2 separate regions of the Homo sapiens genome follow, and region 1 is linked to region 2. A link is an interaction called in ENCODE POLR2A ChIA-PET data of the cell type or tissue named here. Cell type or tissue: K562. All regions are shown on one strand. Links, peaks and the distances in the headings refer to the core of each region. The heading gives the core; the rest is flanking DNA.

What was found. ChIA-PET counts read pairs that join two places held together with the same protein. Peaks named below come from ENCODE experiments on the same cell type or tissue, not always from the same donor. Only the 100,000 strongest peaks of a DNase experiment are listed, where the experiment ranks them.
Region 1: POLR2A ChIA-PET joins it to region 2 with 5 read pairs; 1 of 35 experiments calls an interaction of 5 or more read pairs at or near these places.

The regions. Positions count from the first base shown.
Region 1 is chr7:141,191,016-141,196,392 of GRCh38, forward strand. The region is part of intron 1 of TMEM178B (transmembrane protein 178B); the gene reads left to right. Among named protein-coding and RNA genes, the nearest start is that of TMEM178B, 120 kb to the left of the region's middle. In K562, for the core only: no CTCF peak of the experiment used is centred there; a DNase peak (open chromatin) is centred at 2,286.
Region 2 is chr7:140,417,647-140,423,023 of GRCh38, forward strand. All of the region lies in intron 3 of RAB19 (RAB19, member RAS oncogene family), which reads left to right. Among named protein-coding and RNA genes, the nearest start is that of RAB19, 16 kb to the left of the region's middle. In K562, for the core only: no CTCF peak of the experiment used is centred there; a DNase peak (open chromatin) is centred at 2,065; H3K27me3 peaks cover 2,560 bases.

The DNA of each region.
Region 1 (5,377 bases), core at 267-5,266, 770 kb after region 2:
ACATTGTTTCATTATAATACTGATGAGAAAAAATAACTGGTTTCATTATACATCATTTCGCTTAAAGCCAGTTTCCAGGAGCCTATCAATGACATTAAGTAAGAACTTATCGTATATATTACACCTTGCTTATTTTCATTTAGTTTATCTGGTAAGGCTTTCCATATCAGTTTCTAAAGCGTCTTGTCTATTTTTAAGTGGCTGTATTGCCTTCCATTGCATGCATGTACCATAATTTATTCATTCTCCTATTGATGGAAATTTAGGTTGCTCTTATGAGCAAAGTGGCAATGAATAACCTTGTACATCTGTCATTTCACACCTGTGAAACATCTCTTGGAGAAATTACTAACTGTGGAATTTCTGGGTCAAATTGAGGCTTTGTAATTTTGAGAGATCCTGATGGATTGCCCTCTAGAGAGGCTGAACAAATTTATGAAATTTACACTCCAACGGCCACTCACGACAGTGTCTGGTTCTCCACATCTCACCACTGCCATCAACCTTGCTTCCGGGCCTTGGCCAGAATGATAGTTACAAATGGCATTCAGTGTAGATTTAATCTGTAGCTGTCTTATTTTGAGTGCTCTTGAGTATCTTTTCATATGTTTAAGTAACATTTGTATTTTCATGAACTTTCTGTTCATATCTTTTGCTCATTTTTAAATTGTATTGGTTGATCTTTTTCTTATCAGTTGTAGGTGCTTTTTTAATCTTTGCAGCAAATGAGTTCTTTGTGATGTGAGTTGCAAGTACTCCTCTTAGTTTGTTTTTTGATTTTGCTTATGGTAGGTTTTGCTATGTGAAATTTTGTATTTTTACGTATTCAAATTTATCAGTATTTTCTTTTTTGGATTTTGGGTTATAGTTACAAAGGCTTTCTTTCTTTTGGGCTATAAAAAGGTTTTAATCCTGTTTTCTTCCAATGCTTTGTGACTTAAATTTTTCCAAACAAATATTTGATCCATTGGGAATTTACCCTGGTTTAAGGTGCAAGGTGTGCCTTCAATTTTATCTTATTTTTCCCAGAGGGCTATCCAGTTTACTGAATATCATTTATTAAATAAACCATCATTTCCCTTACTGATTTGAGATGCCACTATTACTATATAGTAAATTCCCATATTTTAAATTGAGCTGGATTTTCTGAATTCTGGCCCAGTTCTTCTATCACCTAGGCAACAGAGAGAGGCAGAGCCCTACTGGGAAAGAAGCACCAAGTAGCTATAGAGAGAGGACAGGCAGAGGGCTCCAGGTCTGCAGGGAGTGACCAAGATCAGCAGAGACACCAGAGGTTAGATAAGGACCGTCAGGGTGTGGAGGGGGAGATAGGCCATGTACCTGGGGAAGGGAGAGGTGGGGGTGGCTGGTCCAGCAGAAAAAAGCACCAAGGCAGATGTTCCAGGAGCTAACTGGGAGCTGCTACAACTTGGGTTGAGAGATGGGAAGGAATGGGGACTCTCCATGCAGCGGTCTTTTTTTTTTTTTTTTGAGACAGAGTCTCACTCTGTCGCCCAGGCTGGAGTGCAGTGGGGCGATCTTGGCTCGTTGCCAAGCTCTTGCCCCAGCCTCCCGAATAGCTGCGACTACAGGCGCTTGCCACCACACCCGACTAATTTTTTGTATTTGTAGTAGAGATGGGGTTTCACCATGTTAGCCAGGATGGTCTCGATCTTCTGACCTTAGGTGATCCACCCAGCTCAGCCTCCCAAAGTGCTGGGATTACAGGCGTGAGCCACTGTGCCCAGCCAGTGGTCTTCATTTTTAGGTGTTTACTTCAGTCTGTTTCAGTACTTAGACATCACTTGCTTTGGTGGTTTCATATCTGCCACTTTATTCCATAAACATCTCTGCGATGTGCGTTTTGAAGTCCTAATTCCCAGGGGGGAGGCATCTTATGATTTGATATTTATTTTTATTTTAAAAATCTTAATGTATTCCATCTTCTGTAAGCAGGAAAAAATGTAGGAAAATGGAAATTTCTCCAATGTTAGCTGCCCATGCCCTCTATCTAATTGTTCCACTCTGGCCATGGTCTCTGCTTACCTCCAACTCCTCTGCCCATCCTCCAGTCAAGCCCTGCCCCTGCAGCCTGCTTCTCCTATGAGGCGGTGGCCCTAGCATCCTCTGCCTCCAGCCCTTCTGCTAAACCATCCCTGCTCTTGGCTGCGCTTTTGGGATCCTGAGTTCCCCTGAGAAGACTTCCTGGCCAGGCTCGTGCAGCACCAGTTCTGTTCACCACAGTGAATGGAGTGGCAACCTGAGGCCTTGCAAAACTAGATAAGAGACAGCTGTCTGTCTTATCTCTCTCTGCTCCTGTGTGCTGGCTTCTGATTTCAGAGAGGCCCTGAATGCAAAACCTAAGGGACCCCTGGAGTCATGGGAATAATGTGCTTATGCAGAGGAGTTGGGCAGCCCTTCCAGGGTCAGGTGACTCCATCAGCACGAGTTGCTCCTCTCCACTCACTCTGTCTGGATGCCTGGGGTCCCAGGGGGTACCCACTTGCCATCTCTTAGCTCTTATGTTTGGGAAGTGAGAGTGGCTGTTGGACTGTGCTGCAGGAGAAGGGCAAGCACAGTGTGCAGGGAGGCCTAGGCCGAGCCCATTCCTGCAAGGAGCAGTCAACTTCAAGGGGACCTGGAAGCCAAGAGTAGACTGGATGGGCTCCTGTGCATCCACCCTACCCATGTCTGCAGCCATACTCAGGCCCCAACTCTGGTGCCTGGACAAGCACAACAGCCCCAGCCCAGGTCCTTCCCTGAATGCCCTGCTGCCAGTTCCAAGGGCCCCCTGCAGGACCCTGCCCAGTTCTGGCCCTCAAAGTACTTCTGTTTCCTGTTGAGTGAGGTGCAGACTCCTCATATTGCCATTCCGGGCCTTGTAGGCTGGCCTCAGGCCACCTCATATACTTCTTACTTGGCAGCAACAAGAAAAAATGAGGGAGAAGCAAAAGCAGAACCCCCTGATAAACCCATCAGATCTCGTGAGACATATTCACTATCACAAGAATAGCATGGGAAAGACCAGACCCCATGATTCAATTACCTCCCCCTGGGGCCCTCTCATAACACCTGGGAGTTCTGGGAGATACAATTCAAGTTGAGATTTGGGTGGGGACACAGCCAAACCATATCATTCCACCCCTGGCCTCTTCAAATCTCATGTCCTCACATTTCAAAACCAATCATGCCTTCCCAGCAGTCCCCCAAAGTCTTATTTCAGCAATTACCCAAAAGTCCACAGCCCAAAGTCTCATCTGAGACAACACAAGTCTCTTCTGCCTATGAGCCTGTAAAATCAAAAGCAAGCTAGTTACTTCCTAGATACAATGGGATACAAGTATTGGCTAAAAACAGCCATTTCAAATGGGAGAAATTGGCCAAAACAAGGGCTACAGGGTCCACCCAAGTCTGAAATCCAGCAGGGCAGTCAAATGTTAAAGCTCCAAAATGATCTCCTTTGACTCCATGTCTCACATCCAGGTCATGTTGATGCTAGAGGTGGGTTCCCATGGATTTGGGAAGCTCCGCCCCTGTGGCTTTGCAGGTTACAGCCTCCCCACCAGCAGCTTTCCTGGGCTGGTGTTTAGTGTCTGCAGCTTTTCTAGGTGCACGATGCAAGCTGTCGGTGGATCTACTATTCTGGGTTCTGGAGGATGGTGGCCCTCTTCTCACAGCTCCACTAGGCGTGCCCCAGTAGAGACTCTGTATGGGGTCTCTGACCCCACATTTCCCTTACACACTGCCCTAGCAGAGGTTCTCCATGAGGGCCCCACCCCTGCAGCAAACTTTTGCCTGGGCATCCAGGCATTTCCACACATCTTCTGAAGTCTAGGTGCAGGTTCCCCAACCTCAATTCTTGATGTCTGTGCACCCACAGGCTCAACACCACGTGGAAGCTGCCAAGGCTTGGGGCTTCCACCCACTGAAGCCACACCCAACCTGTACATCAACCACAGCTGGAGTGGCTGGGACACAGGGCACCAAGTCCCTAGGCTGCACACAGCACGGGGACCCTGGGCCTGGCCCATGAAACCACTTTTTCTTCTTGGGCCTCCAGGCCTGTGATGGGAGGGGCTGCCATGAAGATCTCTGACATGGCCTGGAGACATTTTCCCCATGGTCTTGTGGATTAACATTAGGCTCTTTGCTGTTTATGCACATTTCTGCAGCTGGCTTGAATTTCTCCCCAGAAAATGGGTTTTTCTTTTCTATCGCATAGTTAGGCTGCAAATTTTCCAAACTTTTATGCTCTGCTTTCCTCATAAAACTGAATGCCTTTAGCAGTACCCAAGTCACCTCTTGAATGCTTTGCTGCTTAGAAATTTCTTCCACCAGATACCCTAAGTTATCTTTCTCAAGTTCAAAGTTCCACAAATCTCTCAGGCAGGGCCAAAATTCTGCCAGTCTCTTTGCTAAAACATAACAGGAGTCACCTTTACTCCAGTTCCCAAGAAGTTCCTTATCTCCATCTGAGACCACCTCAGCGTGGACCTTATTGTTCATATCACTATCGGCATTTTGGGCAAAGCCATTCAACAAGTCTCTAGAAAGTTCTAAACTTTCCCACATTTTCCTGTCTTCTTCTGAGCCCTCCAAACTGTTCCAGCCTCTGCCTATTACCCAGTTCCAAAGTTGCTTCCACATTTTCAGGTATCTTTTCAGCAACACCCCACTCTACTGGTACCAATTTACTGTATTAGTTCATTTTCACACTGCTGATAAAGACATACCCAAGACTGGGAAGAAAAAGAGATTTCATTGAACTTACAGTTCCACATGGCTGGGGAGGCCTCAGAATCATAGCAGGAGGCGAAAGGCACTTCTTACGTGGCAGCAGCAAGAGAAAATGAGGAAGAAGCAAAAGCAGAAGCCCCCAGTAAACCCATGAAATCTCATGAGACTTACTCACTATCACAAGAATAGCACAGGAAAGACCGGATCCCATGATTCAATTACCTCCCCCTGGGTCCCTCCCACAACACATGGGAGTTCTGGGAGATACAATTCAAGTTGAGATTTGAGTGGGGACACAGCCAAAGCATATCAGTATGATACTGTACGTATCAATGTGCAGTTCTATTTGCTTTTAATATTATATTTTGAGATCTGTCACTATACACACACACACATGCACACACACACACAGTTCTATTTCATTTATTTTAATGACTCTATAATATTCTATCATGTGAATGTGACCACCTTTTACTTTTCCACTTTTTTCTGGTTTTTACTCTTTTTTTGGATATTTGGTTTTCACTCTTTTTTGCAAGCAATGCTGTATTGAATATCCTTGTATATATGTCCTCCTCAGCCACACATGTAGGAGTTTGTTGAGGGGCTGTAAATGTGGGCCATAGGACATATACATTTC
Region 2 (5,377 bases), core at 180-5,179:
TGGGGGCTGAAAACAACAGATGTGTTCACCCACTGTTCTGGAGGCCACAAGTCTGAAATCAGTCCTGCGGGGCTGAAATGGAGGTGTCAGCAGGGCCGTGCCCCTCTGGACGCTGTAGGGGAGACTGTCCCTCGCCTCCTCTGGCTTCTGGTGCCATCTTTGGCTCTGTGTGCCTCACCTTTTCCTGCCTGTGTGGGATCAAGTCTCCCTCTACCTCCCCCTTGTAAGGTTACTTGTGATTGCATTCAGGGCCTGCCCAGCTAGTCCAGAATAATCTCCCCATCTCAAGATCCTCAAATTAATCACACCTGCAAAGACCCTGTTAGCATTGACAGCTGCCTGAGGCCAGAGCCTGGTCTCCATGGGCCCCCGTTCCTAGCCTATTGTAGCACTCAAATGTGCTAATGTCTGCTGAAAATGGTCTTGGATTTAAACTTCTTTGGGGATCATTATGATCTAAGTCCAGCTTTGACACTGGGCAGGTTGGTGACAGTGACTATGGGAAAAGATTTTCAAAATATTTTTTATTGGGACATATTAATGTATATAAAGAAAAGTACACATTAATTTATCTCAAAGGGAACAGCTGAGCAAACACCAGCTGGGTCAAGACAGAGAATATTGGCCAGGTGCAGTGGTTCACACCTGTAGTCCTAGCACTTTGGGAGGCTGAGGCGGGTGGATTGCCTGAGCTCAGGAGTTGGAGACCAGCCTGGGCAACATGGTGAAACCCCGTCTCTGCTAAAATACAAAAAAAAAAAAAAAAAAAAAAAAAATTAGCCGGGCGTGGCAGTATGCACCTGTATGTAGTCCCAGCTACTCGGGAGGCTGAGGCAGGAGAATTGCTTGAACCCGGGAGGCAGAGGTTGCGGTGAGCCGAGATTGCGCCACTGCACTCCAGCCTGGGTGACAGAGACAGACTCTGTCTCTTAAAAAAAAAAAAAAAGAAGAATATTGACTGGGTGTGGGCTCACACCTGTAATCCCAACAGGGATTTGGGAGGCAGAGGTCGGACCAGCCTGAACAACATAGGGAGACCCGATCTCTACAAAAAAATTACAAATTAGCTGGGTATGATGGCATGCGCCTGTAGTCCCAGCTACGCAGGAGGCTGAATTGGGAGGATTGCTTTAGCCCAGGAGGTAGAGTCTGCAGTGAGCTGTGATCACACCACTGCACCACAGCCTGGGTGACACAGTGAAACCCTGTCTCAAAAAAAAAAAAAAAGAATATTGCCAGCCCACTCTTCTCCCCCACCAGCTTTCACTTTATTACTCCACACTCCTTCTGCCCCAAAGGCAAGTGCTTTTATGATAAACACTTCTTTGCTTTTTTCTTTTTTAATCATTTTACTACCTAAGCCCACATCCCTAAATACTGCAGTTTTGTTTTGGTGGGTTTTTTGTTTGTTTGTTTTGTGGTTTGTTTTTTTTTTTTTTTTGAGATGGAGTCTCACTCTGTTGCCCAGGCTGGAGTGCAGTGGCGTGATCTCAGCTCACTGCAAACTCCACCTCCCAGGTTCAAGTGATTCTCATGCCTCAGCCTCCCAAGTAGCTGGGATTACAGGCATGTGCCACCACGCCCAGCTAATTTTTGTATTTTTAGTACAGATGCGTTTTACTATGTTGGCCAGGCTGGTCTTGAACTCCCCACCTCAAGTGATCCACCCACCTCAGCCTCCCAAAGTGCTGAGATTACAGGTGTGAGCCACTGTGCCTCGTCTTGTTTTGCTATTGTTTTGTACGTTATATATAAACAAAATCATACCTTTTTGCCTAAGTTTCTTTCCCTCAATATTGTTTAACAGTTTCATCCATCGTTGCATGTGGCTGTAATCTATTCTTTTGTATAATTCGTATACTATTCCTTTGCAAGAACACCCTACAGAGTATTTCTCTGTTCTCTTGGCAATGGACATTTGAGTTGCTTCTATTTTGGGGCAACTAGGAAAATTGCTGCTCCGAACATTCTGGTATATGTTTATTGATGCCGATGGGCACACATCTCTGTTGAGTAATACCCAGGAGCAAAATTGCATGGTCATGCAGCTCTAGATAATCTCAAACCACTTGCCAGAGTGGTCGTTCTAGTGTGTACTCCCATCAGCAGTGTGTGTGGGTTTCAGTTGTTCTACATCCTCACCAACATCTGGTGCTATTAGTCCTTTTACTTCCATGCATCCTGAGAAGTGTGTCATGAGATCACTAGTGTTTTTCATTTGCATTTCCCTGTTTATTAATGAGATTGAACACCTTTTCAGGTGTTTGTTAGCTATTCGGATATCCTCTGTTGTGAAATACTTTTCAAGTCCAAGGCCTATTTTTCTGTTTGTTATCTTTTTCTTGTCAATTCCTAACAGTAGCTTATATCTTCTGAAAATGAGTCTGTGTCAGTGTGGGTCCTCCAGGAAGCAGATGTTGGGACAGGATGAGATAGACATGCAAGAGATTTACTGGGAGAAACAGCTGTGAGGGATAAAGAAGAAGGAGCAGGGCTGGGCACAGTGGCTCATGCCTGTAATCCCAGCACTTTGGGAGGCCGAGGCAGGTGGATCACCTGAGGTCAGGAGTTCGAGACCAGCCTGGCCAACATGGCGAAACCCCGTCTCTACTAAAGATACAAAAAATAGCTGGGCGTGGTGGTGGGCGCCTGTAATCCCAGCTACTCAAGAGGCTGAGCCAGGAGAATCGCTTGAACCCAGGAGGCAGAGGTTGCAGTGAGCTGAGATCGCACCATTGCACTCCAGCCTGGGCAACAGAGTGAGACTCCATATCAAAAAAAAAAAAAAAAAAAGAAGAAGAAGAAGGAGCAGAAGGAGGCAGGGAGTCTTCTATGAGATGTAGACCTGCCCCTGGGAAGGAGAGAACGGAGGAAGGATGGCTTAGTAGGTAGGAAGAGTCTTAGACTAAGCACAATTCAAAGAAAGTTTATTTTTCAGGCAGTGGGGTGCTCAAAAGCCAAGGTTGCCTGATAGAGGAATCGAATCCTGCATCCTGCAGCATGGATGTGCATGAGTGCCCTCATGGTATGGGGGATGGGGTGCTGTCCCCACTAGGGCGCTGCACTAGGGTCCTGTTGGGCTGTCTGTGACCTGCATTCTGGGCACTAGGTTCTCTTGAAGGAGGCCCCAGCCCTTTGTCAGTTACATATGTTGCAAACATCATCTTCCACCCTGTGGAGTAACTTTTCCCTCTCTCTTCTTAAAAATACCTGAAGGAAGGAATATTTTGGTTTTCTTATTTTTTATTTTATTTTTATTTTTTTGAGACTGAGTCTTGCTCTGTCGCCCAGGTTGGAGTGCAGTGGCGCGATATTGACTCACTGCAACCTCCACCTCCCGGGTTCAAGCAATTCTCCTGCCTCAGCCTCCTGAGTAGCTGGGATTATAGGCGCCCACCACCACACCCAGCTAATTTTCGTATTTTTAATAGAGACGGGGTTTCACCATGTTGGTCAGGCTGGTCTTGAACCCCTGACCTCATGATCCACCCGCCTTGGCCTCCCAAAGTGCTGGGGTTACAGGCATGAGCCACCACGCCTGGCCTTTTATGTTTTATTTTTTATAGATAGGGTCCAACTCTGTCACCCAGGCTGGAGTGCAATAGTGCCATCCTAGCTTACAGCAGCTTCGAACTCCTGGGCTGAAGCAATCCTCCTGCCTCAATCTTCCAAGTAGCTGGGACGACAGGCACATTCCAACATGTCCAGTTAGGTTGTTTTGTTTTGTTTTTTGAGACAGAGTCTTGATCTGTGACCCAGGCTGGGGTACAGTGGCCCAATCTTGCTTCACTGCAACCTCCACCTCCTAGGTTCAACGATTCTCATGCCTCAGCCTCCCAAGTAGCTGGGATTACAGGCACGTGCCACTACGCCCAGCTAATTTTTATATTATGAGTAAAGATGAAGTTTCACTATGTTGGCCAAGCTGGTCTGAACCTGGCCTCAAGTGATCCACCAACCTCAGCCTCCCAAAGTGCTGAGATTACAGGTGTGAGCCACCATGCCCAGCCCCAGCTAGTTTTTTATTATGTTTTGTAGAGATGGGGTCTTGCTGTATTGCCCAGGCTGGTCTTGAATTCCTGGGCTCAAGTGATCCTCTTGCCTCGGCTTCCCAAACCACTGGGTTTACAGGCATGAACCACTATACCCAGCCTTTTCGTCTCTTGATGGTGTATTGTGATGAACAGACACTCTTAATTTTAATATATTTCAATCTATTGATCTTTTCTTTAATAATGATTGCTTCCTGTGTCCTATTTAGGAAATTTTTTCTTAATTGAAATCATCAAGATTATATTACCTTTTAAAGTTTAATTGATTGATTATTATCATTACTCTGCCTTTTACATTTAGATCTACCTGTAATTGATTTTTTGTGTATGGTGAAAGGTATGGGTCCAAAATTTTTCTGTATAAAGATCTAATTGTCTCAGTACCATTTACTAAAAAGGCAACCTTAGCCAGGCACAGTGGCTCACGCCTGTAATCCCAACACTTTGGGAGGCTGAGGTGGGCTGATCACCTAAAGTCAGGAGTTCAAGACCAGCCTGGCCAACATGGTAAAACCCCATCTCTACTAGAAAAATACAAAAATTAGCTGGGCGTCGTGGTGGGTGCCTGTAATCCCAGCTACTCGGGAGGCGGAGGCAGGAGAATCACTTGAACCTGGGAAGTGGGGGTTGCAGTGAGCCAAGATCATGCCACTGTACTCCAGCCTGGGCAACAGAGTGAGACGCTGTCTCAAAAAAAAAAGGCAACATTTTCCACTGCTCTGTGGCACCATCTTTTTGTAGAGTACACATTTATACATGAGTTTGTTTCTGAGCTGTTTTTCCTCTCCATTGATCTAGTCCATTCATGCTCTTGGGAGTGAAAATATCCTCAATATTACAATGGTTTATGGCCCTCCAAAGGGCCATACACAGTACATCTGTGGTATTACATTTTCATAGGCCAAGATCACTCCACTGCACTCCAGCCTGGGCAACAAAGTGAGACCCCATCACCAAATAAAAAAAAATTAGCCATGGGTGGCGGTGCATGTCTGTAGTCCTAGTGATTTGAGAGGCTGACTGCTTGAGCCTAGAACGTTAACGCTGCAGTGAGCTATGATCATGCTACTGCACTCCAGCCCAGGTGGCAGGACAAGACCCTGTCTCAAAAAAAATGAATAAATAAAGGCCAGGCACCGTGGCTCACACCTGTAATCCCAGCACTTTGGGAGGCCAAGGCGGGTGGATCACTTGAGGTCAGGAGTTCAAGACCAGCCTGGCTAACATGGTGAAACTCTGTCTCTACTAAAAATACAAAAATTAGCCAGGCATGGTGGTGTATGCCTGTAATCCCAGTTATTCGAGAAGCTGAAGCGGGAGAATCT